Linked DNA regions of Mus musculus: regions 2, 3, 4, 5, 6 and 7 are each linked to region 1. The links are chromatin loops, found by intact Hi-C in ENCODE. Cell type or tissue: left cerebral cortex. All regions are shown on one strand. Region 1 overlaps Gm3787 (predicted gene 3787). Region 2 holds the start of Gm24753 (a small nuclear RNA gene). Region 3 overlaps Gm35933 (a long non-coding RNA gene). Region 4 overlaps Rbfox2 (RNA binding protein, fox-1 homolog (C. elegans) 2). Region 5 overlaps Rbfox2 (RNA binding protein, fox-1 homolog (C. elegans) 2). Region 6 has its middle 4.2 kb from the start of Gm35933. Region 7 holds the start of Rbfox2 (RNA binding protein, fox-1 homolog (C. elegans) 2).

Region 1 (4,000 bases):
ACGCAAGCGCGAGCTCGGAAAGAGAATCCACGTGTTGTAAGAAAATGGCAGACAAGGCAGACATGCGGGAAATCGCCAGCTTCGATAAGGCCAAGCTGAAGAAAACCGAGACGCAGGAGAATAACACCCTGCCGACCAAAGAGACCATCGAACAGGTAAGGACGAGTGAAATCTCCTAAAAAGCCTAGGAAGATTGCCCCGCCCCGCCCCGTCATCTCCAAGACTCCCTCGTGATGTGGAGGAAGAGCCACCTGCAAGATGGACACAAGCTGTACTGTGAACCCGGGCACTCAGAGCTGAATGCCACTGGCCCGCGGGTCTCTGAAGGGGACCCCTCCACAAATTGGACTGCCAAATTTCACCGGTTTGCCCTGGGATATTATAGAAAATTATTTGTGTGATTGATGAAGATAAAACACACCTCGTAGCAAAGAAAAAAAAAGGGGGGAGGGGGGCTGGTGCGATGGCTCAGCATGTAAGAGCACTGCTCAGCGGTTAAGAGCACTGACTGCTCTTCCAAAGGTCCTGAGTTCAAATCCCAGCAACCACATGGTGGCTCATTCTGGTGTGTCTGAAGACAACTACAGTGTACTTACATATAGTTAATAAATAAATAAATAAATAAATAAATATTTTTAAAAGTGTTCTTTTAAAAAAAAATAATGTAAAGACTCGTTTAACTTCTAGTTCACTCTTTGCTTCCTTCATACTTGTAGCTCAGGATGTGAGCCCTCGGCTTCCACTTCAGCCACCAAGCCTGCTGCATGCTGCCAGGCTTCCCAGACATGACAAACTCTGGATCCACAAGCCCAAATAAAGTCTCATATAAATGGTCTTGGTCATGGTGTTTTATCCTGGCAATAGAAAGATAACTCATACAGAAGCTATGGCCATTGTGTGGCCAAGGGAAGCAGGAGGTCTGAAGGCCTGCCACATGGGTCACGGGGAAGATTTTGTATGCCAAGCAGGAAAATGGTGACAAACGTGTCCGCTTGCCTCAGCTGACACCAAGGATACGGGCCGCGTCTCTAACTCTGACAGCACTAGGGTCTTGTTTTAAAGGTCCACATGTCACTCTAAGGACAGGGGAGCCATGCAGGGAAAGATTTCTCACAGATGCCCCTGCCGGTTGTGACTCAAGATGGCTGCAACCAACCTGGACCCCTGCACTGGCTCACTGAGCCTATGCTGCCTTTGACTGGCTCCCCTGGGCACATGAGTTCCTGTGGGGTGTCGGGCAGCAAGTCCTTCCTGTTCTTCCTGTACAGTCGCTGCCCCTCCACCCAGGCATTTCTTTCAGATTCTGTCACCTCAGGCCCCGCTGGGACAGAGGGTGGTGTTCACGCACGTCTGGCTGGAGTGAACACAGGTGCGTTCTTTACCTGTCGCTAAGCAGAGGATTGACTTTGCTTGGAGGGCCTGTGCTCAGGTGTGGGCAAAGGTCAGCTGTAGCGGGACCAAGATAGACAGACCACAAGCATCCTTGTCCAAGCTCCCTTCATAGTCCTTCTCCGGTCCTGATCCCTGATCCCTGCTATCTGATTCCTGACCCTTAAGTGGACCTGCCCTCATCCTATTCAGCGGGGTTCCTGCTTATTCATTTATTCTTTGCCCAGGCAAGAACAGAAGTGGCAGAAGTCCCTAGGAACCAACTCCCTCAAGGCATTTTCTCCTCTTCCCAACCCCCACCCCCTTCGTTTCTTCTTTGCCTGCTTCTTCCTCTTGCCGTTTTTCTTCCTCGTTCTTGCTCCATCTCATTTTCTCCCCATTCCCTTTCCAATTCATACAAAGTCTGTGTGGCTTTTGGAGTCACGGGGAGATGGCCTGCCTTTGGTTGCCAGCTGCAGGGCCCGTTCTCAGCAGTCAGAGCCACGGCTGCCGGAGCAAACACTGTCAGCTGAGGCCAGCCACAACCACAGTATGCCCTTCCCTTGTTGATCAACCTTGGATGCCGCTCACGCACGTCGTGTCCACACGGGGGCGCTCCAACAGTGCTTCTCTGGCGTCTCTGGCCTTTCTAGTCTGCATTTTTTTTCCTCCTGGTTAGTGGGAGGAGCACTGGTTTCCTTTCCAGTCTTAGTCGTCTGGCTGCACGAAAAGAGCCTAGGCCCATATGTTCCTTGAGTAGTATTTCCTCTAGCAAAGGCTACACATCCAAAGAGCCCTTAGATTTTTTTTTTGTTCAGATTTGGGTGGAATTCAACAAATTCCCTCAGATATCCCTCCCTATTGAAAAAATTTTTAATTTCTTCTTTTTTTTGTTTTTTGTTTGTTTGGTTGGTTGGTTGGTTGGTTTGGTTTGGTTTGGTTTGAGACAGGGTTTCTGTCTAACACCCCTGGCTGTCCTGGAACGCACTATGTAGACCAGGCTGGCCTCGAACCCACAGAGCTCTGCCTGCCTCTGCTTCTGCCTCTGCCTCCTGAGTGCAGGATTGTAGGCATGCATCATCATGCCTGGCTTTTCTACTTAATTTCATTTTATATGCATGGGTGTTTTGCCTAGATATATATCTGTGCACCACACACTTGCCTAGTGCCAATGGCACTTCTGCCTCCAAAGGTCCACCCAGGTGACTTGCCTCTGCCAGCTAGGCCCCACCCCCCGGAAAGGTTCTGCTTACCAAGCTTGGAAATCACAGTTTTGAGCTGGAATAAAATGAACTAGAGGCCGGGCGGTGGTGGCGCACGCCTTTGATCCCAGCACTTGGGAGGCTGAGGGAGGCAGAGGCAGGGGAATTTCTGAGTTCGAGGCCAGCCTGGTCTCGAGTTGAGTTCCAGGACAGCCAGCGCCACACAGAAAAGCCCTGTCTCAAAAAAAAAACAAAAAAACAAAAACAAAAACAAAAACAAAAACAAAAAAAGAGCTAGAAAGCAAGCTTGTAGTATTAACAGAACGTCCACACGAGGGCGCCCACACACTTTTTAAAAGATGCTTTGGATGAAGCCGGTCCCCAGAGGGACCAGGAATCTGCGCGGCAGGGCTGAGCCTCCCTCCGGGCCTTCGCTCCACAGCCTTCTCCCTCTGAGGATTTCCTTGTTGGTTTTCTTGTTTGCTAGGGAGAGATTCGGTTACCCGTAAGGGGTCTTAGAGCCATGGCCCATGGCTAGGAGACGCAGTAGACGTATTAGAAAGATGAGTTGAGCAGGCAGGCATAAACCTGAGCCTTTCGGAGGGCTTCCTCCTCATTCCAGTGTACTAGTTGAGAAATCCGACATTGCTCCCTCTGGTACTGACTTTGTCACGTCCTCCCACAGGACGGGAACTGCCCGCCTCTGGGCCAGCTGGGTGGCTGCATTCACTGTCCAGGCAAGGCGTCTGAGCTCTGGAGCTGTGGCCTCCTCCTAACGCTCTCACACATCAGTCAAAGCCTTCCTCTTCTGTGTCAAGGACTTCAAGCTTCTTGGCTCGTTCTTCCCAATTCCTCCCGGCTTCCACCCCACCCCCACCCCTAGATGCCTGGTTCAGTTTTCCATTAGCATCTGGCAGAAGGCGGGTGGAGGAGGAGCTGGCCGAATGTTTAAACTGGTTACCACATGGCTTCTTGGAGCCAACGATACTGCTACCGGGAGACACAGGGAGAGCCTCCCCAAGCTCCAAGGCCAGTGTCTGCGGCAGGATCAAACACCAAAGGGTTTCTGCACTGGGCTGGAGACAGGAATTCACTAAACTGTCTTCAGTCTTTCTCTCTCTCTCTCTCTCTCTCTCTCTCTCTCTCTCTCTCTCTCCCTCCCTCCCTCTCTCTCTCTCTCTCTCCCCCCCACCATTCCCCATGCCCATGCCCATCTCTATTTTAAGACGGACTAAATTGCCCAAGCTGGTCTTGAACTCATTCTGTAGCCCAGACTAGTCTTGAGTTCATAATCCTCCTGCTTCAACCTCCACAGTAGTGGGATTACAGACAGTCCCAGATGAAGTTTCCTAACACTGGTCAATCTGAGCTCACTTCATCCTCTGTGCCTGTTGATTGCCACAAGAAGCCCAAGACACAGGAGGGGTGCA
Region 2 (4,000 bases), 300 kb after region 1:
ATCTCCGCCTCTCCCAAGAACACGAGGTGCACAGGTTGGAAGTAACCCACCGACTCCAGTTCAAGTAGGGTCCAGCATCCCCCCGGCACTGTGGGTTTACTGGAGCAGGAGAGAGGAACCAGCCAGAGGTCGGGGGCAGGTAGGGTATCAGGTCAGTGGGTGGGTAGCACAGCAGTGGGGTTCTGCCTATTTAGCCCAGTGCAGTTTCCGGGATCTGATGCGTGGTTCAGTCCCATCCCACAAGGCAAGCACTGTGGCCTTGTATCCACAAGTGAGCCCAGGGCTCTGGATCACAGCGTGAGATCTCTCTTCTGGGTTGAGAAGGGAGAAGAAAGGCCAGGAGGTGGAACTGGACAGTAAGAGAGGATGAGGGCTCCATCAACGGTAGGCCAGGGCCTGAGCCGTGATTATGGTGCTGGCTTCAATCTGTTTCCTGCTGAGGTTCTCACAAGAGTGAGACTTTTCTCTCCTTTTTGCTCAACTCTTTTTGCAAACAGAGGCCCGAGAGAGTGCTACAAAGTTACTTTTCTTGTTGGGGGTCAAACACTTGGCATAAGCAACGTCCATATGTCTCAGGCATTTGAATACTTGGTGCCCTGTTGGTGGTTTTGGGAGAGGGTTAGGAGGTGTGGCCTTGCTGGAGGAAGTATGTCCCTGGAGATGGGCTTAGGTTTTAAAATTCACTCCATTTTGAATTGGTTCTCTCTGTGCTTCCTGCTTGTGGATGGAGATGTGAGCTGGCTCAGCACCATGTTCTTCCCTGCTGTCATGATCCCCACCATAAGAGTGATGGACGTTTATTCCTCTGGAACCGTCAGCCCCAAATAAACTCTTCCTTCTAGAAGTTACCTTGGTCATGGTGTTTTATCACAGCAACAAAAAAGTAAGATATGTTTCTTATTTGGGTCTGTTGTTGTCATCGTCATCTTAAATCTGTGTGTGTGTGTGTGTGTGTGCATATGTCTGTGTGTATGCTTGGTATGCATATGTATATATGTGGTGTGGGTATGCTAGTTCATGTGTGTACATGTGAAAGTCAGAGGTCAATTTCCACTGTTACTTTATACCTTTTTTTTAATGTAATATTTTTCTTGATTCTTTGGGAATTTGATATCATACAACCTGATCACACTCTTTTCCCAGTCCTTCCATGTCTGCCCCAACCCCCAAATTATTTTTGAAAAAAGGAGAAGAGAAAAAAAGAAAACCCAAAGTTTTTTATCTTTAAATTCAATGGAGCATGGTTAAACTCTTAGTAGCCCGCCCTTTAAAACAACTGAGATGTTCTCCTCCCAAGTTCCCAGCAGAAACCATCATCATGGAGGGCTAACTTCAGCATCCTTATCACACTTTTAAAGAGTTCTCTTTGATGGCTTCCAGTTTAGTGACTTCATTATAGTGGTGTCCAAAGCCAGAGCCATATGATGGGGTGGCCTGTTCCACCTTTTTTTGAGACAGAGTCTTTCATTGAACCCAGTTCTGGCTATATATTTTATACATACATACATACATACATACATACATATATAAATACATACATACTATATAGTATATATATAATATATATGCACATATAACAATTAATTAAAATATTTAAGATGCCAATAAATATAGAATGAGTTGCCTAATAGCATTGATAGTCTTAGTGCAAATCTAGGTTGTGGCTGGGTATCAGCTTATTGAACAGTTGGGTAAAGTGTAAAAGAGCATAAAGAATAAAGGGGCCTGTGGTGGGAGAGTATCTTAGTTACTGTCCAGTTGCCAGTAGTGGTGGTGCACACCTTTAATTCCAGCACTTGTCCTTGATGGTTGGGCGAAGGCATGGCAGCAGGAACACGTAGGGTTTTCCCTGGGTGCCATCAGCATTCTGGGACATGAGATAGCTCAGTGTTAGAGGTGACACACAGACATTGTTGCCTTGCATCATCTCCATAGCGGCTTCATGACTCATTGCATTTAAATTTCCTCTGTGCTGGTACCCAGCCAAGAGCCTCATATCACCAGATTCCTTAATCCTTCACCACCCTCCTCCTCCTCCTCCTCCTCCTCCTCCTCCTCCTCCTCCTCCTCCTCCTCCTCCTTATGTTCATCTACAGGAAATGCTTAGAACATTGCCTGGTCTGGAGAGAAGTGAGATCCACCCTCTTGCTCTGCTTAGCTCTGTCTCCCAAACCAGGTGCACTGCTCCTCTGAAGAGGTTAGATCCTAGACACCTACAGGGTGTTCTGTAGTGGCCAGGCTCTGGCTCCAGGGTGAAGCACACTTGACATACTCCCCTCTTCTTTGTTTTCTCATGAGGAAGCAGAAAAACACAGCTCAGCCGCTTTCTAGTCCACCTCCAGGCCACCAGCCAGAGGGCAGCACAGTCCTGGGGTTAGAGGATAGGAAGGCCTGTGGGACCTCAGCCACACAATCAAGTCCGTAATGCCTGTAAGTTCTGCCTATGGCAGAAGACAAGCCAGGCTGTTCCCATGTCCCTGTGTCTCCTGGGCTAGTACAGGAATCATGGTGAGGAAGGGTGGAAGGACCAGGGAACAATGCAGGCATTTCTGGGTTCCTGACCACACCACCAATGATAACCAGCCTTACAAAGCCTGGCTCTGTTTAGAAGCATCCTTGCTTACTTAACACACAGCAGCCGGTGCTGTTCTGCCTCAAAGCTGCCAGGAAAATGACAGAAACACTATTAGAAACAATGTAGGAAGGCAGAGCTGTCTGCCCAGCCACAATCACCATTAGAAACAATGTAGGAAGGCAGGACTGTCTGCCCAGCTACAATCGCCTTTGGAAACAATGTATGGAAGGCAGAGGGGTCTGCTCCGACTTGGAGGAGCCAGGAGGAGATATGGGTTACTTCAGATTTCAAGAAGGGTAACTCTCCAAGGTAAAGTGTGTCTCCAGACTGCAAGCATAAATAAAGAGAGAAAGTGAGGGACTAGGACTCAGACTGGTCCCTGGTAGACAGACAGACAGACAGACAGACAGACAGACAAAAGAGACCTTGATAGATTCATGCTGTTTTCTTTCTTTTTTTTTTTTTTTTTGACTTGATAACAAAACTGCTTTATTGACATCTTTTTACAATGACGGTTTTTGCTCTTTAGGTTTGTTAGTCCTAACACTATACAAAGGTACCTGGTTAAACTATTAGCTTACAGAAAGTGAACCCATGTAACCCACACCCAGGGAGAATATGACACTGACATGCTTCTGCGAGTGTGTTGCTATTGGATACAATTTCAAAAAATATGGAACGCTTCACGAATTTGCGTGTCATCCTTGCGCAGGGGCCATGCTAATCTTCTCTGTATCGTTCCAATTTTAGTATATGTGCTGCCGAAGCGAGCACTCATGCTGTTTTCACTTCAACACTTAAAATGGCTGACTTCCTGCTTTTTTCCTTCCTTCCTTCCTTCCTTCCTTCCTTCCTTCCTTCCTTCCTTCCTTCCTTCCTTCCTTCTGCCTTTCCTTTTCTAAGACAAAGACTAGTGGTCTCCTGGAAACCCCAGGGATCGGTTCAGAGAGATGTTTTCCCCCAACCCCAGGGAACTGTTCAGTGGGGACCTCTTCTCCCATCCCAGGAATCCCATTGTTCTGCCAGGAAGCATTAATGAAACCCAAAAGACCACCAAGGAGCCGTTTCTGATGTGATCACATTAGATTCTCTATTACAAACTCAAGTTTGGGCTGATTCACCACTGACCCACAGGATATTTAGTGATGCAGCCCAGAACGCTGATTGGGACACGGCTTTATAGGAAATGGAGCAAATGAGGTGGTGTCTATCTTGGCAAGCATCTGATTGAATGACTATTGCAAGACAGGTGGGCGCTCTGAAGCAAGACTGTATATAAAAGCAAAAGGTCCGAGAGTACATCTGAAACAATCAGGTTAATCTTTGACTAACTAACTGTTGCTAGAAAGAAGCTAGGCATAACTACCAATGGGGTCCTTCCTCCTACTTGGGTATAGCTTGGGATCGGCTGCAAGTCAAATTCTC
Region 3 (4,000 bases), 370 kb after region 1:
GAGCAAATGAGACCTCAAAGTCTATCCCCACAGTGACACTTCTTCCAACAAGGCTACACCTCCAAATAGTAACACTCCCTGTGAACTAAGCATTCAAACGCATGAGTCTATAGGGGCCATTCCTATTCAAACCATCACATTGTCATTGTCAACTTGCAACTTCAGTTGCATCCCCACCCAGCACCACCTAGCCTTCTATCTGTCCATCCCTCTATCTGCCTTTTGATCCATACATCCTTCTCCCCCATAGACCCTCCACCCATGTCCACCCAGCTACACACTAATCTAATCCTCCGCCATTATTCCTATCTGCTCTCTCTTTCATCCATCTACATCTGTCTGTTGCCAGTCTACTCACAACCACCCACCTATTCATCCATCTGTCTGCCTTCCCACCCATCCATCTAACCATTGGTTAACCCATCTACAAACCCATCCACCCTTCACCCTTCTACCCTTCCCAGGCTTGCAGTTGCTCAGCAGATCTACTGACTAGGAATTGTAGGTCATGGGTGGTCACCCCACTTCTTGCTTTGGATGCAAGGACATAAGACATCCAGCAAAGAGGTGTAGCCCTGCAGAGCAAGAGCTGTGTCTATTACCTGCCTGCTATGTGCTCTGGTATGTCCCTCAGTTTTCCCATCTATTTAATGGGCCATGCATTACAAACTAAGTAGCACATGAATGTACTCAGCACAATTGGGCTCAGGGATTTGGGAGCTCTACTGTCTGGGTTAAATCCTGGTTCTATGACTTTGAAAGCCGTATGACCTTGCTCAGGAGACCTAAGCTCTCATAGCCACAGTTTCTCAGCCGGACACAGGGTTGCGTGGAGGGCCAAATACAGACATGATGCTAGTGCTGGAACACTCTTTCTACTCATCCTCAACCAAAACAATCTGTTAAAATAGGTGTTGCTAAAATTCCTTCCCCTGGGAAGACTTAAGCAACATCTACCCTTTCTCCTAAGGTCCCAACGACAAACCAAGGCACAATTCCACCAAGTTCATTCCAAGGAACCGAAGACTTAATTGGGCATCTTTCCTGAGCCTAGGTAAGGGAATTCCTTACCTGTATATAATACTCCTCCCACAAGCACTGCACCTGAAAAGCGTTACCTAGCAGGGATGAGGTTTTCCCACGTGGCTCCACTCGAGTCTTCCCCCACACGCATGTAACCCCAGGGATCATACTCTATTTCTTTTTACATACTCTAACCCTTCCCCAAGGCCCCACATAGAGTTGTCCGTCAGTAGGGAGGAGCAGTTGGAAGCTGTGAGTCCGAAGGTGGGGGTCGAGGGTCTAAACTATCAGCAAGCCTGCCCGGAATAATCTCAGGCAAGGAGACACAGCTGAACGGCCCAAGATGGCCGTCTCTCAGATCAAAGGACAGCCAGTCACATCAAGGGGAGGGGGGAATAAGTAAGGCTCAGAGAGGTAAAGAACTGGCCTGCGGCCAATCGGCCAGGAGAGACTGGACTGTATCCAAGTGTCCTGAGGCGGGCAGCAGCGATTGGTTCTCACAGGGGCCCGGACCTTACTTGTTCCCATGCCCCGCTCTGGCACACAGTGGTCTAGATTTTATTCCTGTCCTATCTGGTCACTGAGCTCCCTTGATATTTCAAACCCCAGGGGCTTCTGTGTGGCACTCCCAGTCTGAGGGCTCCTGAGCCTCCAGAGATCTTCAGGGATAGTTGTGCATCACCGCACGATCCCGATTCCTCATCCCAGCCCGCCACGGGGAGAAGCAACCAAGCTTCCCTGCACAGCGCCCCCACAGTCTCTGCTCCCTTAGGGCACAAGGGATGCCCGAGGGTGGCATGGGCGGGGAGTCGGGGAGGGCAGGAGCTACTCTTGGCTGTCTGGCAACCCTCCCTCCTGGCAGCCAGCTCCCGGCGGCTGCAGCCCCAGCTTACAGTGGCTTTGAGCACACTGGGAAAACAGAGGCACCTCATGTCCCCCGGTCACAAACTGCTTTTCCACTCTCAAAGGGGACAATTGTTCTGACCTCCTGGGACCGTGAAGGTGACAGGAGTATGTATGTAAAGTCCCCAGTGCCACTGACTCTGAAGACTTTCAGCTCCTTTCCCCCTACAATGGAAAAGAGCCTGCGGGAATCCCTAAGCCGGCCGGCCGGCAGCATCCATTAGGAGACTCCAGGGCACTGGCTCTCAACCTGTGGGTCACGACCCCTTTGGGGTGGGGTGGGGTAAGCATATCTGATATTCTGCATATCAGGTCTTCACATGATGATTCATAACAGTAACAGATTTAGTTATGAAGTAACAATGAAATAATTTTATGGCTGAGGGTCGGCACAACATGAGGAACTAACTATATGGAAGGGTCTCTTGGGGCTTGAGAGGCAGAGGCCAGGATCTTTTCCATACCATGCATTTGGATTCATTCCATCCCAATTCCAACACATACCTGCTGAGCCTACTGGTTCAGATCCAGTGCTGATATTGCAATAGTGAGCATATTGATTGATGTTGGTCATAGGTGCTGCAGTAGAGAGAGAAGCTCACCAAAATGCTAAGACTTCGTTTCCAAAGGAGCAGAGGAGTTCAGCCTTCTTGGGAAAGACTGACACCCAAGTAGCTCACTCCGGTTATTTTATTCAAACATTATACAAGGTTAATTGGGGCTGGGAAAGATTCCAGCTGCCAAAGTTATCTTGCCCTTGCTTCCAGTGTGAGCAGACAACTATTAAGGCCTAGGTAAATTATTAAGGCCCTAGATAGAATGTTAAGGCCTAGGTAAAATGTTAAGGCCCAGGTAACTGTTACATGGCTAGCCTACCATTATAAGGAAATGTTCTCATATTTTTCTGCTGTTACTAGGGAAGTTTCTAATGCCAAGTTGATTACATGTTCTGTTATGTTCTGTGTCCTTGAAAACCAATCAGGATGGAAGTCAGTGGAACTGCTTGTACCCACAATAGGCTTGACCCCAGTCAACCACCCAGCAGCAATTCCTGCACTTGTGTATACGTTTTTACGGTAGAAGCTGCCCCTGGGGTAGACCTTAACATAAGAGAGACACCTGCACCGATATAAGAGACTATGTGGAATAAGGCGTCCATTTTGAGTCACGGTCACGTAAAGTTTAAGTTCCCAAGACCTCCCTGGGAACAGACATCCTACTTGGCAGAAAGAGACATGTATGTGGATAACTGACATCCTGGTTAGCAAGGCATGAATGTTAGACAAGGCAAGCCCCCTGCCACAGTTGAATACCCCAACCAATGGGAGCAGGATAAATATACAACAAAGACTTGTTCCTAAGGAAATCCTTATCCCTAAATCCTGATTGGTGGGACAACTTGACACAGATGTTTGTAGATCTCACGCTTTAAAAAGCCCTGTAGGACCTTAACTTGGGGTCATGGTTCAATTCCCGAATCTGGACCATGAATCTGATCAACCAGCCCTGGGGCACATTCTCAATAAACTATCCCTGCCTGACTGAGATGGGTGTTAGTGTGGCTTGGGAGGCGATTACTGGGCCCCTATAACAATTCACACAAATCTCGGTCCCTTTTGAATAGGGCTAGCCATAATCAAAAGAAAGAACTCTGGGTTTGCCAGGAGTGACTTTGTACCAAGGTCAGTACAGCTGCATGTTCTCACATAGCTCCAAGGGCAGATTCTCTAGAAAGACAGCATTGCTTCAAGGTTCAAACAGTCTCAAAGCAACGTCTCAGCCTCTATTGATCGACCCAAACATAGCAAAGGCTTTGCTAAAAGAAAGCCAGACAGAAAGACTTTGCTCTGCGTTTCACTGTTATGTCCAAGTTGCAGGGACCCCCAAAGACCACCGAGGAGCCAGTTCAAATGCAAACACACAGGGTCTTTTATTACAAGGTCCCAAGCAAGGTGTTTCACTGTCCCTGTCACAGAGGGTCAGAGTGAGAGCCCCAAGTCTAGGCGGTGCAGGCTTTTTATTGTGGTTACAGAAAGCTTGGAGATTTTCCATACAGGTCAGCAAGTTAATATTT
Region 4 (4,000 bases), 120 kb after region 1:
GCTTATGCTTTGTGTTTCAGAATCATGCAGGATACAGTAACTACCGAATCAATCAAGTAGGTTCTTTCTTAAAGAATTTCTTCCTAGGCGGGAAGTGGACAGCTGGGTTGAGAAGCAAAGCCTTGGTTTATATTTACCTGTTGTTTAGGGAGGCGAGTGGGTGTCACTTTAGAGTTAGAACGTGGCTGAAGGAAGGATCAGCTCCAGTGAGCCTTAGGCACAGACCAGCTCACTCTGACATGTAGGCGTCTCCAGAAGTGGAGAGCTTTGAAGGGTTCGAGAGACTATAGATTGTATTTTATGCATGTCTATGGTTGTAAAGTGGTATTCTGTAAGTGCATGGTCTTCTGTGGTAGTTTTGGACGTTATTTCTGCAGGCACTTTGCTGATCCTCGTGCTACTGCACTCATTGCTCTGTCCTCTGGCTCAGGGACCTGCTCCTTCTTACTCCTTTTGTCAGCAGTTCTGAGAGCGTCCCTATGTGATGACAGGTGTGGGAACTGCTCCAGTTTCCATAGTAGGTCAGTCCATGAGGCAAGCACTTGGATGCAGAGTTTGTAGTGAATGGACTTTCTACCTCACCTATCCACTCCTTCCTCCTGTGATGGAGAAAGTTCCATCAGAGGACAGATACTATAAGCATGGGTTTTCTCTCCTTGGATCAGGGTAGAAGGAGGTAGCAGAGGCTGATGTTCCCACATGGAATGCCCCAAGCATGTTTTGCATGTGTTTTTTTTCCCTTTCCTGATGGGGAGGTGAATGGGGAATGTTCTCTGTTCTAGTCCTGTTTCTGGGGCAGGCGATTCAGTTGATTTTAAGACTCGGCACTTACTGCTGCTTGTGTTTGAGTTAGGGGTCGGAGAGAAGAAGAAACAAACACTTTGGGGTGTGGTTTAGGAGGGATGGAATATAGGAATGAGTATATTTCTATGGTTTCTTAGTCATAAGACTAGAATCGCAAGTAGCTAAATTTAGCTCAGGTTCCTGTTGAAAGCATCATTTTTGCGGCAGGCAGTGGGGGCAGAACGGAAAACCTTTTTGTGTATCCTGCTCCATGAAGCCAATAGGGAAGCAGGAGGAGGTGAGGTTGCCATGGAGATGGTAGCTGTGTGCAAGGGGAGAGCAGCAGGGTTTAGAATTCCAGGAAGGAAGAGAGAGTGATGTCATCAGATTCCATGGACCAGCCCAGGAACCCCTGCGAGGTTGGTGGGGCGTTGGGTGTGTGTGGGGTGGGGGTGGAGTGGGAGTTTGAAGAGGGGAGCAGTGGCCTCAGTAAGGTGTGAGGAGTCCAGTTGAAGCGGAGAGGTTGGTTGTCTGGAATTGTGCTGAGCTGCATTAATGTCTGATTTTGAGGAAAAATTGTGTAAATCATTTCCGAATTAGCAGACTATTTTCTTTGTTGAAAAAGGACCTATTTCTTCCACAAAGGAGCTCATCAGATATAAAAATGTAGTATCTTTTTATAGCTAAATCCCTATAGTATTTGTGTATGCCTTTATCCCTTGTATGTGAGGGTATTTTAGATATGTTGTTAGTTACCATTGCACAATTCCTTTTATGGTGTTACATGCAAGTAAATGATTCGTTAATGCCTGATTATGGCACTTATTTTTCTATGCATGAGGGTAAATAAATTCTGAATTAAAAATTATGAATCAAAGCATTGCTTTCAATGGAGAGGAAAACTATGCTTCAAGACGGTTGTGAGCACTTGCATGTTTATATTGCTAGTCAAGGACAAATGTATTTGTCTACATGTGATTAAAAGGGTGATTTTTAAAAGGAAGAAATGTAACTGAATCTGTGCACCTGGATGAAGGCTGTCCTTCAAACAGTCACCTAGGCTCTGGCGATGATGGAGCATTGCGCAAGACATAAAGAACTCTGGTTTGAGTCAGCTTCAGAGATCAGTGAGGAGGAAAACATTTTCCATATCTAACTCTGGATTTTCCACCCCCCCTACCTGCCCACCCCACAACGTAGTCAGAATTGGCTCTTTGTGATCTCATTGTATTAAAATCGAATCCATGCTTACCTAAAACTAGCTTTTATCCCAGTTAAAGCTATTTCAAGTACGTGTTGGTTCTGAAGGCATTTTTGTTTTCTGAACAAGAACTGCTGTATGCTGTAGTTCAGCGGTGATGTTCTAAATGATGGTAGCATGTGAGAATAAGAGCATTAGCTTTCTCTGGGTGACATCTCTGAGGTGACCCACTTGGGTTTATTTGTTCAAATGTGCCACTGGCCATTGCAGGGTTTGGTGGTTTGTATGAGAACCTGGAGATGCTGGGAACAGATTGGCTCAAGTCTGACCCTGACTCTAGCTGACCTTGGACAAGTGACTGTTTCTTGCGGCACTGTTTTCCTCATATATAACTAAGCTGTGGTGTAAGAGCCAGCTTCAAAGTGCAACTAGAGGATTAAGCAAGCCAATATGGAAAGCATTTCCACACTCTGTTCTCTGTGCTTTCTGACTGATCATTAATAAGAATGCATATGCTGGTATGAAAGGACATTCATAGAATGGAAGCACAGGGGAAGCTAAGGCAGGAAAGTTATGAGTTCAAGGACAGTTTGGGCTACATTCAGAGGTCTTATATCATAAACCAAAATGGGTCAGTGAGATGGATCAGTGGTAAGGCTGTCAAGCCCGATGACCAGAGTTTGATCTCTGTAACCTACGCGGTGGGAGGAGCAGACTGACTTCCACAATCTGTCCTCTGACCTCCATATGCATGCTGTGGCATGCCTCCCCTCCCCCAACTAACTAAACAAATAAAATGTTGCTTGAAAAATATTAAGACCAAATAAGAACTGAGAAGATAGCTTCTCAGATAAAAGATAAAAGTGTTGGCTGTGCAGGTGAGTACTGGAATTGGACCCTTAGCACCATGTAAAAGCAACTGTGGCTGCCTGTGTTCCCAGCATAGGAGGCTGAGAAAAGATCCCCACAGCAAGCTGGCTGTCTTCACTGGCCACAGTTTGTGAACTCTGGGTTCAGCAAGAGACCCTGCTTTAAAAAACATGTAGAGATTGAGGAAGACAACTCCATCAGCTTCAGTCTTCCACATGCACTAGCTAACTTGTATCTACTACATATATGCATTCACACACGGCAAACTCATACACCAAACAAGAAAGGTATTTCTTGAAGAACTTTGAGGAAGATGTTACCTGGGATAGTATAGCCTGGTGGTCCCAGTTTGGTATTAGAATCAATCTGGGACCTTTTCTACATAACAGGGGGCCCACTAGCAAGGGGCCCAGAACTCAATAGTTTTTAAATGCTTGCCCAATTATCATGTAGTATTGAGAACCACTAAGAGTAAATTATTTAGGACCAGGGACCTAAGCTTTATCACCTAGGAGATATAATAGTTGCAGGTGACACTCAGCTCAGATCTGATTTCCAGAGCCTGACCTGTCTTTACATTAAAGTGTAAGAGGTACCATTGGTAATAACTGGTTTTCTCCACTGCCAGAAGAGAATCAGTTTGCTAAGCCAGTATCCAGAACATCCTGTTCTTGCCAGTGTGTAGAGAACAAGGCTCTTCTGCACTAAGGCCGTGTTTAACATGTGATAGAACATTTACAGTTGTGGCTGTGGTTCAACCATAAGTAGCTGTTTGTTGGCTCAGTTAATCTTTCTGAGATTCAGTGTCCTCATTTGATAGTGGACATGATACCTAATTATGACCTAACATACATGAACTGTATCGCACCTTATGCTGTATGTAAAAGTTATGGCCTTTCCCTTTCATCTCTTCTTCAGCCTTTTATTGGTAGATATGTTTAGGAGTCCTGTTTCTCAGAAGGGCCCCTTCTTGAGTCTCAATATCTCATCTCTTTAGGTTCCTTGCTACTTAACCTGCCCCTTAGCTATCTCAAGTGTTTTAATTATATACACAGAAAACTACAAATAGATTTTCCCTTCAAAATACCTTCCATCAAGTATTTATTCTTCCCAAGAAGGGCTGTACGAGAAGGAGCTGCAGGAGCT
Region 5 (4,000 bases), 100 kb after region 1:
CTCTTGTCTTCACCCACTGAATGCTGAGATCAAAGGTGTGTGTGTAGCTCCATGCCTGGTGAAATTGCACTTCTTGTCTTCTCCACCCAGAGTGGTTCCCATTCTTATGTGGGACAGTCTGTAGCAGCGTAGACAGCAACCTTTAACTTCGATTTTGTGAAGTCCCTATCTGTGCACTTCATGGTACCTCTGTGTGATTCCTGCCCAGTTTGGTCTGTCTGTCTCATAGACAAAGGATTTGCCTACAATCCCATAGGTGACAGGACCAACTCTGCTTCATTGTTCTTGGCTTTAAGCTGGGGTTGTGATTACTGCTACCAATTAGGACTTTTTTACTTTCTCTTCCATATTTTAAATTTTAATTTATTAAAAAGTAGTGATGATCCAGGCCTGGTGGTGCACTCCTTTAGTCCCAGTGCTTGGGGGACAGAGACATTTAGATCTGTGAACTCGAGGCCAGCCTGGTCTACATACATAGTAAGTTCCAGGTCTGTCTGCCTGTCTGCCTGTCTTTATCCAGGCAGGCAGTCCTTCAATTGAGGGACATCTAGATTGTTTCCAGTTTCTGGCTATTACAAATAAAGCTGCTATGAATATAGTTGAGCAAGTGTCCTTGTGGAATGGTAGAGCATCTTTTGGGTATATGCCCAGGAGTGGTGTGGCTGAGTCTTGAAGTAGAACTAGTTCCAGTTTTCTGAGAAACAGCCAGATTGATTTCCAAAGTGGTTGTGTAAGTTTGCACTCCCACCAGCAATGGAGGAGTGTTCCCCTTGCTCCACATCCTTGCCAGCATCTGCTGTCACTTGAGTTTTTTGATTTGCATTTTTTTCTGATGATTAAAGAATTTGAACATCTTTTAAAGTGCTTCTTGGCCATTCCAGATTTCTCGGTTGAGAATTTTCTGTTTAGCTCTGTGCTTCATTTTTAACTGGGTTATTTAATTTAGGCTGTTGGTGTTCAACTTCTTGAGTTCTTTATAAATGTTGGCTATTAGCCCTCTGTCAGACGTAGTTGGTGAAGATCCTTTCCCAATCTGTTTTGTCCTTTGCCTTATAGAAGCTTTTCAGTTTCATGAGGTCCCATGTATCAATTGTTGATCTGAGAGCCTGAGCCACTAGTGTTCTGTTCAGGAAGTTGTCTCCTGTACCAGTGAGTTCAAGGCTCTTCCCCACTTTCTTCTCTATTAGATTTACTGTATCTGGTTTTACATTGAGGTCTTTGATCCACTTGGACTTGAGTTTTGTGCAGGTGATAAATATGAATCTATTTGCAATCTTCTGCATGCAGATATCCAGTTAGAACAGCACCATTTGTTGAAGATGCTTTTTTTCTCCCCATTGTATGGTTTTGGCTTTTTTTTTTTTTTTTTTTTTTTTTTTGAGACAGGGTTTCTCTGTGTAGCCCTGCCTGTCCTAGAATTCACTCTGTAGACCAGGCTGACCTCGAACTCAGAAATCCGGCTGCCTCTGCCTCCCAAGTGCTGGGATTAAAGGTGTGCGCAACCACCGCACAGTCAAATGTCCATAGGTATGTGGGGTTATTTCTGGGTCTTCGATTCAATTCTGTTGATCAATGTATCTGTTTCTATACCAATATGGGTGCGGTTTTAAACTTCAGTTCATACCTTCCATGTAGCAGAATCTTAGTGGTTGTTGAATGAATCACTTAAAGGTAGTGTTTGAAGGGTTTTTGAAAGACAGATAGTTTGGGGACAAGGTAAAGCTATTCCAGAGAGGAGTTAGCATGCACAGGAGAACACATGAAAATGCATGGTGTATTCTTGTGCCTTGTTGGGGTTCGGTTTGTACATGTACCACAAGAAGCTATTTTTGATACAGAAAGACCATCTGGGTTCTTGGTTTAAAAAAAAGAAAAAGAAAAACTAGATGTTTGAGTAAAAAAACCTCCCTTGCAGCCCTTTCTCCTTCTGTGTTCTGTTAGTTTGGTGAAATGCTGGCCGTTTGTTGTCCCCGAGCTTTGGAACTCTACAGACAGACTTGTCTGAGTGCAGCAAGGCAGTGTGTCCAGTGGGCCTCCCTTCTGTCTGGAGCTGCACTGCCTTAGTGCAGTAGTCTAGCAGTGTACACGTGCAGAACAAGTAGTGATGTGACGAGTATGTGATGACCAAATGATGGGCTTCTGAGGTGTCAGGGAAGGGATTCTGTCTTTGCTGGCTGTGCATTAGAACCTCCTTAGGACCTTAAAAACTCCAGGCCTTAGGCTAGCTATACCTCACCAGACCAATACAACCAGGACGGTTTGCGTGGGCTTAGGAATATGCATTTTCAAAACTTGGCTGGGTTTTATTGTGCCATTAGCTTATGAGGCCCCAAACAAGGGGAAGGGAAGGCTCAGGCTTCGGGATGGTTTTCTTAGTTACTCTGAGGAGGAATTCCAGAAGAGAAGATTGGTTAATTTAAGAGAACTATTGGAAGGGACTTGAATGGACAAAGAGAGATGTTTTAATTTAAAATTAAAATTTCAATGCTGTTTTTAAAGGATTTCATAAGAGGACTGTATTTACCTCAGCCCCTTCCTCTCCACTGATTCATTCCAAGCCACCCCCACCCCAGTTCATGGGAGAGGGGGTATTTTTTTAAGCTAGCTTAACATTACATAGTTTTTAGAGTGATTAGAAGAAAGACAGGCTGGAAACTCAAGGCTGGAGCAGAGATGAAGCAGTGTGCCTGGATATTGAAGCAGAATGTTGTGGGTCCTGGCTGCAGCTTTCCCATGACTGTTTGTGCTCATCTGGCTCAGTGCATGTTAGGCTGAGCACTGCTGGGTCAAATCAGACACAGTTTTGTCATTTCTGACTTAGTGTAACTGCTGTGTATAGTCTTTGACTCCTGTGAACTGTTTGCCGTCTGTTGTTCGAGGTTGGGGGAAGCTATTTCTGAGGTTGCTTTTAGCTCTGACGCCGTTACCTAAAATTTGGTAAAGACAAAGACGGTGCATCCCCAAAGTAATTGCTGTGTTTTTGTTTGGAAGGAAAAGCATCTTAAGCAGCAGTGTGGCTGAGGATGCAAACAGAGGCAGCCTCAGGACCTGGAGATGCTTTGCCTGCTGTACTCTATACAACATGCTGAGTTTTATTTTGACCAGTGTTGTCAGTAGGGAAGGTTGTCCAGGGTGGCTTGGAGTTCAGAACTGGCAGTAGTAGGGACAGCTTTTTGCAGGTAGCACCGCAGGCCAGGTGCTGTTGGTGAGGGTGAGGGGGTCCCTTGAGGAGCTGCTGGGACCGGAGCTGGATGGCAGGGCTGTCATCTTGTAGGCTGCATACTTCTGCTTTGTGCTTGAGAATAGAACAGTTAATATGAGTAGTGTTTTTTTTTTGTTTTTTTTTTGTTTTTTTTTTTCAACTAAGTGATGCTCTTAAGTTTATCTTTTATTCTAAAGTTCTCTGTTAAAGACTGTTAAGAGCTGATTTTCCTATATAAATATGCTCACCACAACAATTTTTCCATGTAGACTCGAGTTAGCATGGTTTCTGTGCTGATAGTCCTGTATCTTAGCACCTCAGATTACTACCAACCATTTTCTTTTCCACAACACATTTTCCTGTTTATTCAGCACTTTTTGTATTGAGCTAGCCCATCTTTATTTTGTATTGAGCTAGCCCATCTTTATTTTGTACTGTTGCCCTTAGCACCATGTGCTTGTAAGGATCTTGGGGTGCAGGAGGGGGAGAGCCCTGTCCTCAGCAGGTCTATTAGAGTGGGGATGCCAGTGTGGTCACACTGCAGTGAAGAACTAAGTATCTGGGGAAATGGAGAAGGGGGTTTCTAAGGCATCCAGGGGCAGGGTAGATGTCAGAGAGGGGCTGGGGGTGGGAAATGGCAGCCCATTCGCCTGGAGACTTAGAACCTTTGCTTTTCCGTCTTTTGTGTTCAGAAATACAGAGGCTTTCTTTGCTTCTTGTTCTTGGCAGCAGATTGTCTGTTCCTTTGAACTTATGTGGGCTGGAAGAGAATGGAATGGAATTGGCCCACCTGCATGG
Region 6 (4,000 bases), 380 kb after region 1:
AGTTCAATTCCCAGCAACCACATGGCCCTCTTCTGGTGTATCTGAAGACAGCCACAGTGTACTCGTATAAATAAAATAAATAAATCTTTTTTTAAAAAAAATAAATAAAAATAAAGTGAGTCTTAAAAAACATAAGGTGGGGACAGGAGTGTCTTTGGGACTCCAGATCTCTTGAGAGGGTGACATGGGTTCCTCAACTCTGACTTCTAGCAACAAGAACAGAAATGGTCACAGTTGGCCAACTAGGTGCTCCTCACCCTAAGTATGTCTCCGTGGGACAGCTGCTCTGTGTTCAGGGTGTCTTGTTGGCCTGGTGTTGGGTGTAGCAGTAGTGTATGGGGAGACCCTATTTGTTCACTGTGATCTGTGTCCCGTGCTAACTGCTTTTGTGGTCAGATAACCATAACGCTTAGGGATTTCTTTTTGTCTGTTTTAATGTTTCCTTCTGAAATGTGTATAGCAAGGCCACTTAGTCTGGACCGTGTGTTTTCAGTCTGGGAACAGGATCACAGAGCCCTCTTAAGGAAGTGCATTCAAACCAATGCTTCATGTTCCTTGTGTTTTTCCAAAGTGAGTACTGTAGCCAACATTTATTTTAGTCTTGGGTTACATTTGAAATAAATCAACAGACAAATCCACAACATCCAAACAAGAAAAAAGAAAGAAGAAAGAGTCCAGAGACTGAATTTTGTTCCTGATGAGCCTTTGATGAAGCTGGGGGTGGCGGCACATACCTTTAGTCTGAGCGCTGGGTAGACAGAGGCAGACATCTCTGTGAGTTCCAGGTAGTCTAGCTTCCAGGCAATGTTATAATGAGGCTGAGATAACCCACTCAAGAAGGTTACACGCCACACTTTGTTGATGAGTGAAGAGTGTGGTGAGTCCTCAGCTGACCAAGAGTAGGCTCATGCCTGGGAACGACTCTTGGCATCCAGACAAAGGAGGGCAGGATTTTTAAAGTCACAAGGTCGCAATGCCATCAGACCTAGTGCTGGCCAAGGGTCTTTACAACATAATTTTTTTTTGAGCTTCTAAAATATCACACAAATTCTTAAGGGATTTAAGAGAAGCTGAATTATCTTTCAGGTCAGGATCTTACTCAATAGGGAAGTGTTAATCCAGAAATTTGCAAGAGGAAAAAAAAAAAACAATTCCACAATTTTGAGTCAAATTTGAAGCAAGCTTTAATTAAATACCATCCAGGATGGACTTCGGTCAGGACCACTCTCTGGAATTTCAGCAAGTGGCCATGAGATACATGTTGTAGGGGCTTTTAAGGACAAAAACCATACTGCCACCATATTTTACCATATGGCTTTCTTATTTTCCAAAAACAACAGCTCTCAGCATTTCAGGAAGTTGCCTGGTTCTTGGAAAGAAGGGTTTTATAGGTTAACTTTTGGGTCTTACGTTCCCCATCTTGAGTTATATCCTGGGTCAAGTCCTTGACTCTGTAATGGGTACTTGTTTATATTGGGATCTAATAGCCATCAGCCTCATGGTACCCAGGCAGGAATTATCATCCATTTGAGGCATCGGTGATGTAAAAGCCAACAGAATTAGCAGAAGCAGAAGGGCCAAAGGCCTTGTAATCGCTGACATCAGAGTTACTGTCTGGGAGGAGCCTAGAAAACTATTATTTATCAATTATTTCCTCTCAGGTCCTCTTTTTGTAATATTCCTTTGAGTATACCAGATTACAACCCCATATCATTTGTATAGAAATAACAATTTTCTCCAAAAGCCATATAGTGCCTCTTTGTTCTGTATAAGCCAGGCCAAGGTGCCCTGCCATATTGTAGAACTATTTCAGTTAATAAATCATCCTGTTGATAAGCCTGAGCCCACTGTCTTAGTTTGGGTTTCCATTGCTGTGAAGAGACACCATGACCAGGACAACCCTTATAAAGGAAAACATTGAATAGGGGCTGGCTTACAGTTTCAGAGGTTCAGTCCATTATCATCATGGTGGGAAGCATGGCAGCATGCAGGCAGACTTGGTGCTGGAGGAGTCAGGAGTTCTACATCTTGATCTGAAGGCAGTCAGGAGGAGGTTTTCCTGCCCTGGCCAGAGTTTGAGCATAGGCGACCTCAGAGCCCATCTGCACAGTGACACGTTTCCTCCAACAAAGCCACACCTATTCCAACAAGACCACACCTCCTAACAGAGGCACTTCCTATGGGCCAAGCATATTCAAACCACCACACTCACTTTCCTGGTGCCCCAATTGGCATGATAAGTTATTTCTCCACTAGTGAAATGAGCCAGTTTAAACCAGATTAGAGTATAAAAAGTCAGGTTTATCGGGAAGCCACTCTTGGGTGAGTTTACTGGTCCCAAGAAAGGATGCCAGGGAAGTCATGAAGCCCAGGGAGATAGAGGGGGTAGGGGGAAGAGAGAGAGAGAGAGTGTGTGCACACATAGAAACCAACCACGTGGTGGCTCTCAGCCATCTAATAAAGAGGTCTGGTGCCCTCTTCTGGCATTCAGGCATATACTCAGGACACCATGTACATAATAAATAATATATCTATTTTTATTTATTTTTATTTATATGAGTTCTCTGCAGCTGTCTTCGACACACACTAGAAGAGTGCATAAGATCCCATCACAGATGGTTGTGAGCCACCATGTGGTTGCTGGGAATTGAACTCAGGACCTCTAAAAGAGCAGTTAGTGCTCCTAACAGCTAAGCCATCTCTCCAGCCCAATAAATCTCTTTTTAAACATTATTTTTACACTGTTATAACTTGTGTAGACTTTTAACACTCTTTCCATCTGGTCATATATCAGAGACATGAGTGGCGATCACTGAGAGCAGTCACTCAAGGCATTTCCTTTTAGTGGAAACTTACACCTGGAACCTACGTATTCCTTGATATGAAAGTCTGTTAGTAAGGCAAACCTGCCCGCCTTTTCTTAACAAGAGACCCAGTAGCTCTATATGAACTAACAGGGTGGCTGCAGTCTTGGGGAGAGGAGCCAGTTGCCTACTGCTGCCAAGCTGACAAAGCTACAGGCAGCCTAGCCATCAACACCATCAGAGACCTGAACAGGATAAATTATAGCTGGAAGCATAATCCACATGACCTACGGATCAACTAAATGGCAGAGACCAGTCGATATTCTCGGATACCTAGACACTCATCCCAGGCTCCTGTGTTCTCCATGGCATTGGGGGCAGAGGTGCCAGGACAGCGTTGTCTTCAGCCCCCCAGGATCAGAAGATGAGGGGCTTTTCTGTAGAGGATAAACATGGGAAAGCAAAGTGGGGCAATCAACTCTCCAGTGTCCTGCTTGCCCACAGTTTGGACTGGGCCCTGAAGGCGGGCAAAGCATTGGGGAAGTCTCACCCAGAGGCTAGCATTACCAGAGTCCAGTTACCACAATCCAGGTGGAGCCATTGTCTTGTCCCATTATCCTCTTGGAGATCTGGGGTATCTCTCCATCTGTCATAGTAAGTTTAAACATCTTTTTTTAAAGGTAAGTTTATTTATTTTGTTTTATTTTTTAAGATTTACTTTATTTATATGAGTGCATTGTAGACATACATCTTCAGACACACCAGAAGAGGGCATCAGATCTCATTACAGTTGGTTGTGAGCCACCATATGGTTGCTGGGAATTGAACTCAGGATCTCTGGAAGAGCAGTCAGTGCTCTTAACTGCTGAGCCATCTCTCCAGCCCAAGTTCAAACATCTTAAAATGCCATATTAGGAGCATTATCTATTAAGTATATCAGAGCTAACCCTTGATTTTTTTTTTAATTTCTTGCTTTAGGCTATACCTCGAAAACATATACAGGAGGCTAAATAAAGCCTTTCCCCTGTACTTATCTACATTCGTATGACTCCAAGTAGAGCTCTCAACACATTAAAGCTTAATCACCTTTAACAATTTCTGGTTGAGGCTCTTTTTGTGAATACAGTCCATAGGAAGATTGGCGACCTTACACCCTTACAGTGTACCATTCTAGAAAGTAACAGTTTTCTTGTTGT
Region 7 (4,000 bases), 62 kb after region 1:
CCTAACTGCACAAAGCTGATAAGCTAGGAAGGGCTATTCAGGCAGCAAGGAGTAAAACCAAGAGATTGCCATCTTGACTGGCCACATATTTCTGCTTCAGGACTTGAACAAATTCAGGTCCATCCATTGGATTAAAACCATGTTTTCTACTGTCAGGCTCAAAATGGTTCCGTAAATGCCCTATGTAAACGTAAAGCTCTTAAAAAAACACCAGGCGTTATTTATTACTATTATTAGAGACAGTTTTTCTGTGTAGGGCTATCCTGGAACTCACTATGCAGATAGACCAGGTTGGCTTCGAACTCAGAGATACTCCTGTCTTTGCTTCCTACTTCCTAGGACTAAAGGTGTGCACCACCGCCATGCCTGGCAACATCAGAAATATTGACATCATTAGAGATGCAATTATTCGCTTCATAGCACCATTTCTCAGAAAAGTTTATATGGGAGCCATCACTCCTGGACTTCCCAGGTCTTGGGCTGGAGAGGAAGGAGGCAAAGGGACCTTCCTCTCGCAGAGCGCCCCTCTGCTTCCCTAAATCCCAGGAAGCCAGATGAGAGAGATCAGGTCATCACTTCTCACTAGTGCAACTAGTCCAAGTTGCTCCCCCGAACTCCTGCCCTTCAAGCTCCGCCCCCCGGCCACCGCCTTAAAAGAGGCGGCCCCTTCTCTCTCCATGCTTCCCAGAGCATCCCCGAGCTTCCCGAGCTTTTCCGAGTCCTTCCCGGCCTCCCGCGGGCGGCCCGCGCGGAGGCGACGGAGATTGCCGAGGGGCGTAGCCACGCCCCCTCACTACAGCCTCCTCTCGCGCGGGCGGCCCGAGTCCCACACATCCAGGTTCCTCCCTCCTTCTCTCCTTTCTCTCTCCCCGCCTTCCCGGCGCTGCCACAGTGGCGGGACGGAGGATCCCGACCAGTCAGCTCGCTGCGGCCTCGCGCTCCTCCTCCTCCCAAATAAACAGCCCTCCCCAAGCTGGGAGCCCAGGCCGTCCCCTTCCCCGCACGGCTGGCGAGTGGTGAGGGAGCGCGGGACTGAAGGACCAAGGGACCGAGGGATCGGCGCACGCGCGTGCGAGTGAGAGAGCGAGCGAGCGGCCGGCGCGAAGCCGGAGCAGAAGCCGGAGCCGGGGCCGAAGCCGAAGCCGGAGCCATAACCTGAGTCGGAGCGGTAGTGAAGCCGAAGCCGAAGCCGGGCTCCGGACCGACGCGCACGCACACACGCACGCGGGGGGCGGGGCCGGCGCGCGCCCGCCTGTCGCGACTGTCGGCACCGAGGCCCAGGGGGAGGTGGCCTGTCGCGGGTCGCCCGGCTCCCGGTGGCGAAGGGGGCGCGGGCGGATGGCGGAAGGCGGCCAGGCGCAGCAGCAGCCGCCTCAGCTCGGGCCCGGCGCTGCCGCCCGGGGCATGAAGCGGGAGTCGGAGGTGGAGTTGCCGGTGCCCGGAGCGGGGGCAGACGGACCCGAGCCCGGCCTGAGCAAGCGGCCACGCACAGAGGAGGCGGCCGACGGCGGGATGCAGGTGACCGCGCGGGACGGGCGCCCGGTTACGGAGGGCCGCGGCGGGCTCGGGCCTCCGGGCGCCGGGTGGGCCTGGCTGGAGAGTGGGCTTGGGGCCGGGTGCAGGGGCTGGAGGGGCCCCGGAGGCAGCGCGAGGGAGTGGGATTTTTTTTTTTTTCCTTTTGGAGTTGGGATTGAACAGGATCGGGATGCAGTCCATTTCTTAAGCCTGTGCTCAGTTTGTTGAGAAGTTGAGGGTTCTTGGGTCGATTTGTCCAGAGGAGAGCTGTTGGGCCGAGCTGAGAGCGAGGGAAGCTGGTGGTGGGAAAGCTCCGGAGAAGAAGGGCGCCTTTTGGTTTACACTGGGATGAGGAAAGGGGGAACGGCATGTGGAGAACAGACTGAAAAGCCAGCCAACTCCTGGAGAGAGAGCGAGCCCGAAAGGGGATGTGGCTTAGCTTGTGGGTTCAATCAGTTACTCGAGCAGTCTTGAGAAGTCCGCGGAGTTTGGTAGTGTGATGCTCTGTCTCAGTTTTGTGCAGCATGTTATTAAGTCTGGAGAGAGACACCAGGCAGATCCCGCCTGTGCTTTACCCATTGCATCCTACGTTCGTAGGATGCGGAGTAAACTCCTTAGTATCCTGAGGTAGAAAAGAAAATTTATAGGGCTGTTAGGAGACTGGTTTCTGAGTTGTGGCCTCCAGTGTTAGCTTGATTGTTGAGGGTGGGAAATGACAAAGATATTGATACAGGCGGTTAGTACTTAGTTTGAAGAAGGTAATGCATCCTTAAGGGCTTTAGGATTTGCTCTCTGTTTAGAAAATATTGGCTACGAAATGGAGAGGCTCACAGCAGCAACGGGATGCTTTCTAATTCTTTTAGAATCGTAGAATGTTAGAGATGGAAGGGACCAGAAACGCCATCATCTTTTCCACCAGGAGTTCTCAGTCTAATGTACTCGGAAGAGTTATGCAGAATGGCTTAATGTGCATTGAGTCAATACTTTGTATCTTTTTTTTTGGGGGGGGGGAGGGTGTGTTCAAGTTTCAGCGTATTTTAACTGCCTCATTTTTATTGATAGGGAGTTAGAAGTCCAGAGAAAACTAGTGACTTGCCTAAAGCCACCCAGTTAGCTGGTTCTGATTTCTATTTCTGTGCTCTCTCCATTACACCACTCTTGGAAATCTCTGCAGTACTAGGAGACTTTCCGTGCTCTGCCTTGACTTCCTGTGGCAGGGAAGGAGCTGGCATGTATGCTGTGTGCCTCTTGTCTCCTTTGCAGAAGCCACCCTGTTACCTCTGTTGATTTGGGCACAAGGGATTTCCTGGGCGTTTATTTTTGAATCCTTTTGTTTGCTGGCTTTTATTTCCCTTAGAAGAAGTCTGCCAGGCAGAGGGATCATTAGGTCAATCTGAAAGCCATAGAAGAATGGGAAGACTTAGTGGTTTAGCACTGGATGGTAAAGAGGGACCACTGGATAGAGATGCTGGTGAGTGTGTTCACTTGGAGTGTGCACACATCTGGTCTTTTTTCCCCTATGTCAATCTTAGTTAATAGTGTGTTCTCATTGCTTTCCCTTTCTTTTGCCTGGGGCCTATTATTTGCTGACTGCCTTCACATTGGCTAAGGATAGTGATACTTGGAAATGGAATAGCGCGAAGGGACCTTGGGATGTGCAGAGGAAGGACAGAATTAGGTCCTTTGGGTGCAATTGGATAACTTAGAACTATCCCACGGAGAATTATTTTACTCTGTATATTTGTGGATAGTCTTTACATTTCCCTTTGTACATTCTTAGGATTGTACTTTTTGTTGTTGTTGTTTGAGACATGGTCTTATTTGTAGTCCAGGTTGGTCTGAACTCCCTGTAGTAGCTGAGGATTACCTTGAACTCTTGGACTCCTGATCTCCCTGTTTCTACCTTCCCAGTAGAGTTCTGAGATCCATGCCCAGCTCATTACTGTAGGTTTCTCACTCCATGTCACACAGGTATTAATATCATTGACTTAGCCCTCTGTTTTCAAGCCCTAAGTGTATTGTCCTGGAGAAAACCCATATTTGGAGACCTCTGTTTTCTTATTTAGAAAAGTATTTGTATAAAACAATTCTTAGGTTGCTTTCTTAGAAATGTAAGCCAAGTTCCCTTTGTGTGTGACCTGGGCATGGAGACAAATGAATGAAAAGTTAAAACAAAAAACCTGAGGGTGTTTAAAACTTATTTAAGTGACATTTATCAAGCAGCTGTGACAATCTTAGGCTACTGCTTTTTGTTTGTTTGCTTTTGAGACAGAATCTCTCTGTTTAGTTCTGGCTGTCTTAGAGCTTGTTATGCAGACCAGGGTAGCTTTGAACTCTGAGAGCTCTGCTTCTGCTTCTGGTGGTGTTTACACACTGTTTTAACCCTACGGGATATGTAAAGAAACCCTACTTTTATTGGATATTATTCTATGGACAGAGACAAGTCAGCAGTCTTTGGTAGCATGGGAGAAAATTAAGCGGGGAA

The links. Peaks named below come from ENCODE experiments on the same cell type or tissue, not always from the same donor. Only the 100,000 strongest peaks of a DNase experiment are listed, where the experiment ranks them.
Region 2: it touches region 1 in a loop (6-fold over the local background); 7 of 42 quality-filtered maps call a loop at or near these places.
Region 3: a loop joins it to region 1, with 4 times the contacts of the local background. A loop is called at or near these places in 9 of 42 quality-filtered maps.
Region 4: it touches region 1 in a loop (6-fold over the local background); 4 of 42 quality-filtered maps call a loop at or near these places.
Region 5: a loop joins it to region 1, with 4 times the contacts of the local background. A loop is called at or near these places in 5 of 42 quality-filtered maps.
Region 6: a loop joins it to region 1, with 2.4 times the contacts of the local background. A loop is called at or near these places in 18 of 42 quality-filtered maps.
Region 7: it touches region 1 in a loop (3-fold over the local background); 2 of 42 quality-filtered maps call a loop at or near these places.

The regions. Positions count from the first base shown.
Region 1 is chr15:77,366,327-77,370,326 of GRCm38, reverse strand. It overlaps Gm3787 (predicted gene 3787), which reads left to right. Exons shown (of 3, transcript NR_168297.1): 2 at 1-155; 3 at 717-834. Among named protein-coding and RNA genes, the nearest start is that of Gm41353, 7.8 kb to the left of the region's middle. In left cerebral cortex, CTCF peaks have their summits at 1,970 (motif pointing right), 2,690 and 2,899 (motif pointing right); DNase peaks (open chromatin) are centred at 2,652, 2,990, 3,275, 3,461 and 1 more place; H3K4me3 peaks cover 746 bases; H3K27ac peaks cover 2,452 bases.
Region 2 is chr15:77,067,140-77,071,139 of GRCm38, reverse strand. It overlaps Gm24753 (a small nuclear RNA gene), which reads right to left and starts at 3,349; the gene lies at 3,243-3,349. In left cerebral cortex, a CTCF peak has its summit at 2,340; DNase peaks (open chromatin) are centred at 1,955 and 2,627; H3K27ac peaks cover 2,047 bases.
Region 3 is chr15:76,996,892-77,000,891 of GRCm38, reverse strand. Gm35933 (a long non-coding RNA gene) reads right to left here. Exons shown (of 3, transcript XR_384211.4): 3 at 3,902-4,000. Among named protein-coding and RNA genes, the nearest start is that of Gm35933, 11 kb to the right of the region's middle. In left cerebral cortex, a CTCF peak has its summit at 1,780; a DNase peak (open chromatin) is centred at 1,812.
Region 4 is chr15:77,242,692-77,246,691 of GRCm38, reverse strand. All of the region lies in intron 1 of Rbfox2 (RNA binding protein, fox-1 homolog (C. elegans) 2), which reads left to right. Among named protein-coding and RNA genes, the nearest start is that of Rbfox2, 62 kb to the left of the region's middle. In left cerebral cortex, no CTCF peak of the experiment used is centred here; DNase peaks (open chromatin) are centred at 514, 1,072, 1,907, 2,241 and 1 more place; H3K4me3 peaks cover 2,995 bases; H3K27ac peaks cover 2,962 bases.
Region 5 is chr15:77,266,418-77,270,417 of GRCm38, reverse strand. All of the region lies in intron 1 of Rbfox2 (RNA binding protein, fox-1 homolog (C. elegans) 2), which reads left to right. Among named protein-coding and RNA genes, the nearest start is that of Rbfox2, 39 kb to the left of the region's middle. In left cerebral cortex, no CTCF peak of the experiment used is centred here; DNase peaks (open chromatin) are centred at 711 and 1,945; H3K27ac peaks cover 2,951 bases.
Region 6 is chr15:76,981,402-76,985,401 of GRCm38, reverse strand. No RefSeq gene overlaps it. Among named protein-coding and RNA genes, the nearest start is that of Gm35933, 4.2 kb to the left of the region's middle. In left cerebral cortex, a CTCF peak has its summit at 2,478 (motif pointing left); a DNase peak (open chromatin) is centred at 2,472.
Region 7 is chr15:77,303,882-77,307,881 of GRCm38, reverse strand. It overlaps Rbfox2 (RNA binding protein, fox-1 homolog (C. elegans) 2), which reads left to right and starts at 829. Exons shown (of 14, transcript NM_053104.6): 1 at 829-1,518. The coding sequence starts at 1,339. In left cerebral cortex, no CTCF peak of the experiment used is centred here; DNase peaks (open chromatin) are centred at 865, 1,196 and 1,932; H3K4me3 peaks cover 2,838 bases; H3K27ac peaks cover 1,999 bases.